3 separate regions of the Mus musculus genome follow, and regions 1 and 2 are each linked to region 3. A link is a contact called in ENCODE Hi-C or POLR2A ChIA-PET data. All regions are on one chromosome and are shown on one strand. The core of a region is the stretch at or near the end of the contact, and the rest is flanking DNA. Distances in the headings are between cores, read along the strand shown.

Region 1 (3,258 bases), core at 11-2,510, 320 kb before region 3:
TCCCTTCCTACAGTATGAGTTACTGCTTCTTGTGAGGGAAGGAAAGGGCATGGTGTGGAGACCAGGACAGAGAAGAGCTGCAAACCAAGCAGATGAGGAGTTTCAAGTTTTTGAAAGACTGCGTGGACCCTGAGCCAGTCCATTTTATTGTCCCAAGTAAACAGTTTTGCACCCATCCTTTTATTTCTCTGCTCAAATGCAGGGCAGTTTAGGGGAAGGGGAGGGAGAGAGGAAGAGGGGGAAGAGGAAGGAGAGAAATGAAGAGGCGGTGGGGGGTGGGGGAAGAGGATGAAGGGGGAGGAAGGAGAGAGGAGAGAGAGAATATAGATATATAGACAGGAAAGATGTCCAAGGCATAACCATGGCTTTATTATACCTGTAATCAAGACACCCACCCCCCAAAAAAACCTAGGTTCTTTTAAAAAGGAGGTGAAAATCTATTTGTACACAGAATCAAGCTTTATATAAAGTAGAATTTTAATAGTTACCAGATTGCAAATTTGAGTTTCATTTTTAAAGACTACCTTTTATATAATTGGCTCCCATCTTTTATTTAATTATCCATTTGTTGTATGTATGCATGTGTATTCATCATGTGTTTATGTGCGTGCATGGGTGTTTCTGGGCGTCCCAGGGTGGAAGTGTGGCGGTCAGAAGACAACTTTGTGGAGTCGGTTCCCCTTCCACCAGGTGGTTTCTGGGTATCGAACTGAAATTCTCTCCCTTGGCTGCAAGGGCCCTTTACCTACTGAGCCACCCCGCCGGCCCTCCCAAAACTTTCTAACCTTACAAAGAGCATCGCACGCCGTAGCCTGAAGAAGCTAATCAAACATTTGGTACTGTTAAGGATCTGACGGTTTCCTACCTCTGTGGAGGAATAAAGGGCAGACAGAAGAGTAAAATGAGTCCTATTTCAGCATAAAGAAAGCTGGCAACCGCCGCCCATTGGATTGTCATCGTTTTGTTTTGTTTTTTCTTCACACCTATACAGAGAAAGATTTCAATTTTAGAGAAACATGGGTGAACGGCCAGACACGCGGCGTGGGGCCTGCCGGGAGTTCGCCTAACTCCGGGTGACGAGGCAGTGCGCCGGACGGCCCCGCAGGTTCTTCCCCGGTCCCGAGGTGGCTCGGGCCGCAGAACGCCGCGGCCCGAGCCGCCGGACGCGAGGTCAGCAGCGGGGCCGCCCGCCGCCCGTCAGGCTTACCCGCCGCCGATCGCTCCGCGTGCCCCGCCGCCCGCCTGCGCGCGCACGTCCCACGCCGCCGGGAGCGCGCCGGGCCCGGCTGAGGTCACACTGGCGCGACCGCGCCTCCCGCGGCCCTTGTTTCCTGGTGCGCGGCGTGAGGCGGCCGAGGCTCCTCCACGTGGGCTCGGTATCCCCGGAGGGCTGATCCCCGATGCGGCTGATGCCGGATGACGGGAGCCAGGGCCCGGGTCTATGGTGGGACCCAGCCAGGTGCCCTAGGGTGGTAACCTGCCTCCCTGCCCGGAGCTAAACTGAATTTAAGTCATGGCCCAGGCCTGGGGGGTCTGTGGAGCGTTTTGTGTTTTGCATGCTGTTTTCCTGGTCCTACCGTGCCCATAGGCAAGACCAGGCAACTTGTGGGAACTGCTGGGTCTACTCCTTTACCTAACCATATTCCCTTAGGTAACTAGATAGGCCCCAGAAACCTTTGAGGGTGGATGCTCTCATGCTTGGTTAACTTTGCATTCCACCTCTGGTTTCCCTGGTAACACTAGAAAGAAAAACCTAACTACTGCCTCTCCTTAGGCTTTCTGGTCAATTCCTGTAATATCCCTGCTCCAAGTAGAGACTTGGCATCCCGATAACATTACATACTACATTACATACTGTCTCCATTAAGCTGGCCAGGAGTTCACTATCCAGGAAAAAGGATTCACTTGGAGATGTGTTAAAGAGGTGGGAGGGATAATTATTCCATTAATACGACGCAGCACTTACACATCCCAAGATGGCACTCCTTGAAGGAGCTTCCTTCTGCCCTGTGGCAGTAGTAAGCTTGCTTGGTTTTCTGGGTTCTAATTCAGAAAAGCCTAACACCTGCCTCTGTTTTTCTTTAGTGGATGGCCAAAAGCCTAAGCAAGCTTTCTGCTGATAATGGGCTTTCTCATTTCTGAATACCTGCCCCCTCCCGGAAGTACTGGTAGACCTTCATTTCTGAACAAGGCAGTGTTATTGGACCCTTTATGCCTAAAGATGTAACTTTTGTCTTTTTCCTCCTCTTCTCCATCCCCTTGGCTACCTTTTTTTTTTGTTTTGTTTTGTTTGTTTTTAATTCCAAATTAATAGTATTGCCCTTTAAAAAAAGCTTTGGCATTCTTTTATTAACAAAACTAGGAATCTAAAAGGGAACTCCAAATACTTCCAGGTTTTCAACATATGTGAATATTTGCAAATCTCAGAATGTAACTTCAAAAGGTTAAAAATCCCCTGTAAGGCTGTTGTGCAGTTGCTCAGATGCTTAATTTAATCATGACTTTTGAGCAGCCCATGTTCATTTGGGTTTGTAGTGTCCTTCTGCTAAGTGTCTATTAGAAATGTCTATGCGCCGGGAATGGTGGCGCATGCCTTTAATCCCAGCACTTGGGAGGCAGAGGCAGGCAAATTTCTGAGTTCGAGGCCAGCCTGGTCTACAGAGTGAGTTCCAGGACAGCCAGGGCTATACAGAGAAACCCTGTCTCGAAAAAACAAAAAACAAAAAAACAAAACAAAAAAATGTCTGTGCTTAAATCTATGGTACGCTCTTTAGAACCTTCTTTGCGAGTGCACATGTATATGGTGGTGGAGGGCAAAGGTGGATGGCAATGTCTCCCTCACCACTTGCTCACGTTTTCTTGTTTTCTCGTTTTCTTGTTTCTTGTTTTCTTGTTTTGGAGAGTGTTTCTGAAGCTTCTGTGACTACATGAAACTCCAGCTCGAAAACAATAAACTCCAATTCTGCTTCTTACTAAGCCTCTGAAATTCCTCCCCCACCCCTGCCACTTTTCTTTTTTCTCTTGGTGGCACAGTCAAGAATTCCTGTTTCACCCAAGTAGAGGTCTCTGAAAAGAATTTGCACGTGGGGTTACATCTCAGCTCTTACTGCCGTCACTGTTAACACAAACACTGCTATAGGATACAACTATATTGGGAACATTACATGTTAAAAGAATAAGTAAGCACAGAATATAGACTACATTTCAGGGTTGGGGTTACTTGCTTAGTTATTGGTAGTGCCTTCCTGGCACACACGA
Region 2 (3,265 bases), core at 312-2,811, 300 kb before region 3:
TTTTTTTGTGAATCAGAAGGCAGAAACAACTTTATTATTTTAAATAATCTAAATTTATTACCAGTGAAGATATTCAGTTATTACCAAGTAAGTGCACCGTAAATAACTTTTATGCCCAAAGTACAAGTGATAAAATTGTTTAATATTTTTCATGTTGTACTTAAAGCTTTTGACTTCATAGTTTTTGTTTTTATATTCCATTTTGGCCTTTGTAATCTATTGCCAGATAAAAGCTAACTCTATAAAAGGCTAGTTGTTCAAAATTCAGTCTTTAATGTTTGGCAGTAGGCTAAATGAACACAAGGCCAATATACTGAAGGATGTCATGGCTTGCAAGAAATCTTTGGAAGTGTCAACACTGTTCAGAGGAAAATGGGAGCGTAATTAAGCTAAGTCAGAGATGGGCTATGTCGATATGAGGAATAAACACGGAGTAAACCACTAAGAGACTATTTGCAAAGGAGGGAAGAATCTTACACATTACAGAACTGGTACACACTAGGAGGTGGTGATCGGCAATGGCGTCATGACTGACTTTCTAAAGCATGATTTTGCTCTTACTCATTCTTGTGGCCAGACTAAATGGCAAAGTCTGCTTCAGTATGAATTTCTTGAATAAGCTATAGCTTTCAATCTTGATAGTAAATTAGGATGCAGAAACTTTTAGGAATAAAAATGCTTAAGTCACATCCAAGACCAAAAACAGCTCTCTGAACTTATGGGATGAAGGTATCAATATTTTGTTTTAAAGTTCTCCAAAGCATGCAGCACCGGACATAATATTTTGGTAATATGTGCTTCTACACCTAGAATTCCTTTTAAAATATAAGTGAATTTTTTTTTTTTTGAAAACTTGTGCTGGTATGTATAGTGGGCGTTAAAAACTTTATTGCATATTAATATGTAGACTAAAGTCAATCTTTTTTTTGTGAAAAACAAGAAAGCTAAGGAAAGAAAATCATCCTGTAATTCAGATAATGCTATTCGTCGTGTATGATTATTACAAACAAAGTAGTTTCGTAAACTATGCATACTGAAATCTAATGCAACTCTAGGCGCGCTGCCTCTCGCTACCGCATCGTGACTGAGGTCAAACACAGGAGGGAAAAATCTTCTGAGGCGATGTTAAGGGAATGCAAAATGCAGAGTAGCTCCAGACCAACTCAATAAATAGTTACGAATATTTAAACGTTTTTATTTTTAAGGGCAGAGCTTAACAACTATTCTTCCCCAGCATATACTGCCTGCTACCCGGGCTTGCCACTCCAGGCGGGGACTAGGTAAGGCTGAGCAGCCCTAAGCTCCCACGTGTTGGGCGAGGAGGGCCGTGACGCTCCCAAGAGCCTCTTCCCCACGCCGGAGTTCTCAGGCCCAATACTTGCGTTGGAGATCGGCGCGGTGGCTGCGTCCGGAGCGGAATGGGAGAAGGCCCCGGCGGCGACCTGTCTTTCCTTGCACGTAGGATTGTAGTACTTAGGTTCCCAAACGCAACCCGGGCCGGGCAGGTGGGGCGGCGCCTTGATTCTGCGTCACTTGGAGGGCGGGGCGATTGCAAGACGTCATCAACCCGGCACTTGCCAACATGGAAGGTGGAGACAGCACAATTTCCGTAGCAGGCCGTGGGGCTTCGGGTTCCGCAGTAGTGGCGGCGACCGTGCAGGCGATCCTGCAGGACGGTAAGGCGTCGGACGGTGGCCCGGCCTGGGTCGCCCTGCCTTGCGCAGAGTCCGAGAATCCTACCGGTCACTTTGCACAAAGTTTTCCTGTCTGGACTTGGCCACTCCCCTCCGCCCGGCCCCCTGGCGTCCGGGATTGTCCTGGTCCCCCAGTTTCACGGGGAACGTGTTCCTCTCTTCCCGTGGGTGTCTTGGGGAAAACACCTGGTGTCTAGTTGCTGGGGTTTGCACTGGATCATGATGCGCCCGGGACATCGCTGTAGTTCCTGCACGACGTGGTCGGGGCTGATAGCCGCTACTGCTGCTCAGTTCCTGACCAAGGATTGCACTGTCCGTGCCCAGAAGTGTGAACTCACCCTAGGTGACAGACCGCTCGCTGCTTAAGGAAAGGGATGGAGGATGCAAAATGTGGAGTTGGAAATTTCCGTGTTCAGTTCTTGGGCTATGCAGGTGCCTCTGTTATCCATACATGTCGAGTACTGAAGTCAGGATTACTGGTAGTTTGAAGAGAAATTATCCCAAGTAAATTAACTATATACCTTTCTATAGTATAGTACGCTTGAAAGTCAAGTTCGGTTGTATTAATGCTCAATCTGAGAGACAGAACAAAATTCAGTTTGCTAAAGGTATTAGGCCTTAATCATCCCATCTTTTCTCTAGTTGACACTAAGTTCTTTCATCTATTAAAAGCGTTTGCATTTATCACCTTAATTGCTTCCGAGGCCCTTGCGCCTCCTCCTCCCCAATCCCCTTCCCCCTTGTTTTTGAGACAGGGTTACTCTATGAAACCCTGACTGTTTTGGAACTCCCTGTAGATCAGTCAGTCTAGCCTTGAACTCACAGAGATACACCTGCTTCTGTCTACCACCTGCTGGGATCAAAGGCTACCAAGCCAAGCATAGGAACCTCTTTTTATATTCCACAGAGTTAAAAGCAGTATTCTGCATACAGTAGGAACAGATTTTTTTTTTTAATTTTCCACATAAGAGTGGCTTAAAGGATCAAACTGAAATTTAAATTATGGTGTTTTCCCTGATTGTTGAATATTTTATATCTTTTTAATAGATATTTTATATCTTGTCAAGACTAGTGATGTTTTTCAGAGTTAGGTTGTGGTATATTCTTAGAGTTTCTGCCTGATGCACCTCATCTTTGTGTCTTAATTGAAATTTAAATTTAACCAAGTTTCAAAATCCTGAAACGAGTGTGTGTGTGTGTGTGTGTTTAATAGCTGTCCAGCCTTTGAGCTTAAACTGAACTTAAAACTATGCTTGCTTTTTTCCTTCTGTGGTTTCAAATACAATTAAGTAAAGTCTCAGCAATTAAATAAAGCCCTTTGTTTTAAGGACATTCCCTTCCTTTGTGCTGTGGAGTTTATTCCTGTCTAGAATCCAAACACTCCCATTCTATAATGTTAAAATCACTTTGCAGAGGTCCTCATTGGTTCCTTGGAAGTAAGTCAGATGGGCACTTCTGCTTCTTATCCTATTTAAACTTGTAAAAGCTTGGCTCTTTCCTTGAAGTAATTTGTTATATGATATAAGGATCCCACACTATTTGTTTATTTTTCAAGACAGGGTTTCTCTGTT
Region 3 (3,096 bases), core at 296-2,795:
ACAATAGTGATAATCTGACGGTATATTAAGAGCGGAACAAACTGCCTTTCAAGTTCACTTGAGAAATGTATGACAAAAAAAAAAAAAAACACTGAGAGGGCATCCTTGTATTTAAGTCAGGGAAGTTAACAAAGGAAGGGCTTTCCCAGGAAGAAAAGATAAATAGGTTTATAAAACTAAACTGGGAGCTATAATAGAAAAAAATTTAAAAAGGTTCTGAAATTTACTAGTCGAGTTGAAGTAATGTTCAAAAGCCTAAGGTATCTCGAAAACTTGTCTTAAGTTTTCTTTTTTCAATGTAACTCCACTTCCCCCAATACTCTTGGTTCGACAAAGCTGGGGTTAAAGGGAGAGGTGAAACACCGGAACCAAAACACAAAATTACGGCTCCAAATCACCGCTGTAACTACTTAAGTATTTATAATTGCTAAAATCATTCTTCGACTGTAACCCATCCTAAACCCCCGCCCCTCTCCCTAGAGAATAAAGCTCCCTTAAGCCCAACTGAGTCCCCCCCAGCAGGTACAAAGTGCCAGGAACCGTGTCCCGCCCAGCTGTCAGTGCCTTCGCCGGCTGAGAAGTCCCAGGGAGTGAACTCCGGAGCGCTCAGCGCCGGGAGCACGCGAAAGCGAGGCTCGGGAAGCCGGCTGCGCCCCAACTCCTTTTTGTTTTGTTTAAATCGGCCTGCAGAGGGAGGAGCCGGGCCTCGCCCGCGGGCCTAGTCGCCGGGTCAGGCCGAGCAGCGCCTCCCGGAGCCGGCCAAGTCCACCCCCACCTCTTTCGCCATTCATCGCTTCCTCCCCTCCCCCCCATCATGTGACCGCAGCCTGGACGCCAGGCTTGTTTTTCCCCCTTAGCGCAGCCCCACCGCGCACCGCGCAGGCGCCTCGGAGCCCATTCATTCGAACTGCGTAACAATGAGCCCCGGGCCCGACGGCTCCGCGAGCTCCCCCGCCCGGCCCGGGCCCCGGAGGCAGCTTCGCCTCCCCGGAGCCCCCGGCCCGCTGGAGCTCGCGGCCGGCGTCCGCCCTCGGCCCCCGCAGCGGGGAGTGGCGAGGCAAACTTTCCGGAGCCCTCCGGAGCGCCAGGCCCCTCCCCTGCCCCGGCCCCTTCCCCGCCGGCCCCCACCGCGAGCGCCACCGAGCCCCGAGCTCCGCCACCCCCACCACCCCGAGTCCTGGGAGCCGCGGCCGTCCAGGCTCGGAGAGCTCCCGGGAGGCCCGGACGGCGGGTTCCGCGCAGGGGATCCAGTGCCCAGAGTCCCAAGGGTCTCCGCTCTCGCGGCCGCTGCCCGGCCCCGAAGCTCCAGCCCCTCCCTTGCCCACCCCCCACCCCTCAGAAACCCCGCGACCACACAGAGTCAGGACGCAGGCCGTCTGTCGCGACAGCGTCGCCAGCTGCTTGCCTGCGCGTTTCCCGACGGCTGCCCACCTCTCTGTGGCGCGCCGCGACTCCCACCGCCGCGTTTACTCCTCAGCCGAAACTTTCCTACTTACCAAACCCGTCGCCATTACCAAGTCTTTCAAGCTTCGTCTTCCCCCTCCCCTGAAGCCCCCGGGGGGCTGAGCCTTCGTCCACCTTTCTCGTCTTTAATTGGTCTGAAGAACTGCCACTCTAAGGTTCCGCCTTTCCATTGGAAAGTGCCGTAGTCCGTCTCGGTGGGCGGGCATGTATTGACTTTTCTCTTGTGTTTACTGGAGAAGGTGGCTTGTCAATCACTACAGAAAGCGCTTTGGATTGGATTGCTGCCGAGACACGGGGGACGGGAGCCAAACTTTGCTATCGAAGTGGATTGTGGGTTAGTAGTCTCAGCCTTGCTCCTTAGCTGAGGAAATTACCGGGGGGGAGGAGCTGACTGAACTACATATCCCAGAGGTACGCGCACAACGCAGTCTTGATAGTAAACAAGAGTCATAGGGACACGTGTATCAGCTCGTTTGTTTTGGTGTCTGAGACAAAAGGGAGGGGGCGGAGGATAGGAGTGTTTTAAAGCCAGGGCCACCTCTCTTCCTTTAGGCCTCCCAGAGGGCCTAGAGCGTCCTTGGTTGGGTATTTCAGCACCCATTCCAGGCCATAAACAGCAGAGTCGCTTGCTGCTCAAAGTTTGGCTGGTGGCCAAGGTATTGTTTTAGTGCGAGGGGAAGAAGATGACTGCACAAGCGGAAGCAGTGCAGGCTAGCCAGGGACTTGATCACTTACAAATCACGGCCCAAGCACGTTGGGGATTACAAAAGTTGATTCAGTACTGCCCTCCCTTAGCAGATGAGCTAGACAGATTTTTTTTTTTTTTTTTTTTTAAACTTAACCAGCCCTTGACTCAATACGCCGCCAACAACAACTGGGGAAGATTTACCAGTGTCCAGTTTGACCAGAATTAGTTGAGACACAGCCAAGTGCCATGTACTGTAGGGTTTAAGAATGAGACAGTATCGGACTCAAGAATTTATACAGCTGTTTAGAGTACTGGACTATTGCTTTGAATTTGAGGCATTCGAAGCGATGTTTCCTTATTGGCCTACATTTTCTTTTAAATTAATACAGAGGAGTGTAGATAGACTGTATTTGTCCGAAGTTAGTTGCTAGGTTACTTGTGTCTTTGGTGAATATTTTTAACTGTCTCTCCCTCCCTAAGCGTTCAGACAGAAAACTGCCTTTCCACTCTGTTTCTACTAGAAGTTCCTCCTGATTTTTCTAAGGGAGTTACCAAAAGTGGGGAATGGCTTTTCTGTGTTAGTTGCTTCCTTTTAAAGGAGGTTGCTCATAGCATCTGGGTGCAGTCAGTCTGTAATTGGCATTTTTACTATTCACATTATAAGCATTACTATAGGCATTATTGAGCTTTTTTTCTTTGAACATGAAGTGTTTAATCATGTAGGGTATGGATTAGGTTTTATTTCTTCCTATTACTAGAAATGTGCTGAAATTGAGAAAGAAAGGAGTACGAATTCTGCTCAAGTCAATTTAGGGAAGAGCTCGAGGTCATCTTTCAAAACTGCCCGCATTTCTAGACCTGAAAGCTACAGAACAAAACCAGTAAACAAAAGATTTACTGGTACATGGTTGAAACAAGGTTTCAAATTCCTTTGAGTTCTGCTT

What was found. Hi-C counts contacts between places; a loop is a spot of excess contacts on that map. ChIA-PET counts read pairs that join two places held with the same protein, here RNA polymerase II (POLR2A).
Region 1: a map of T-helper 2 cell shows a loop between it and region 3 (2.7-fold over the local background). The contact joins the promoter of Bcap29 here to the promoter of Hbp1 in region 3. A Hi-C loop is called at or near these places in 2 of 37 maps with a recorded cell type or tissue (T-helper 2 cell and left cerebral cortex). POLR2A ChIA-PET finds 5 or more read pairs at or near these places in 3 of 5 experiments (Patski and embryonic stem cell).
Region 2: a map of regulatory T cell shows a loop between it and region 3 (2.7-fold over the local background). The contact joins the promoter of Cog5 here to the promoter of Hbp1 in region 3. A Hi-C loop is called at or near these places in 1 of 37 maps with a recorded cell type or tissue (regulatory T cell). POLR2A ChIA-PET finds 5 or more read pairs at or near these places in 2 of 5 experiments (Patski and embryonic stem cell).

Annotation. Positions count from the first base shown.
Region 1 is chr12:31,633,398-31,636,655 of GRCm38, forward strand. Bcap29 (B cell receptor associated protein 29) reads right to left here and starts at 1,261. Exons shown (of 8, transcript NM_001164090.1): 1 at 1,208-1,261; 2 at 866-983. The coding sequence starts at 957.
Region 2 is chr12:31,653,308-31,656,572 of GRCm38, forward strand. Cog5 (component of oligomeric golgi complex 5) reads left to right here and starts at 1,562. Exons shown (of 23, transcript NM_001163126.1): 1 at 1,562-1,676. The coding sequence starts at 1,583. Dus4l (dihydrouridine synthase 4-like (S. cerevisiae)) reads right to left here and starts at 1,519. Exons shown (of 7, transcript NM_028002.2): 1 at 1,383-1,519.
Region 3 is chr12:31,948,700-31,951,795 of GRCm38, forward strand. It overlaps Hbp1 (high mobility group box transcription factor 1), which reads right to left and starts at 1,546. Exons shown (of 11, transcript NM_153198.3): 1 at 1,497-1,546. The coding sequence starts at 1,511.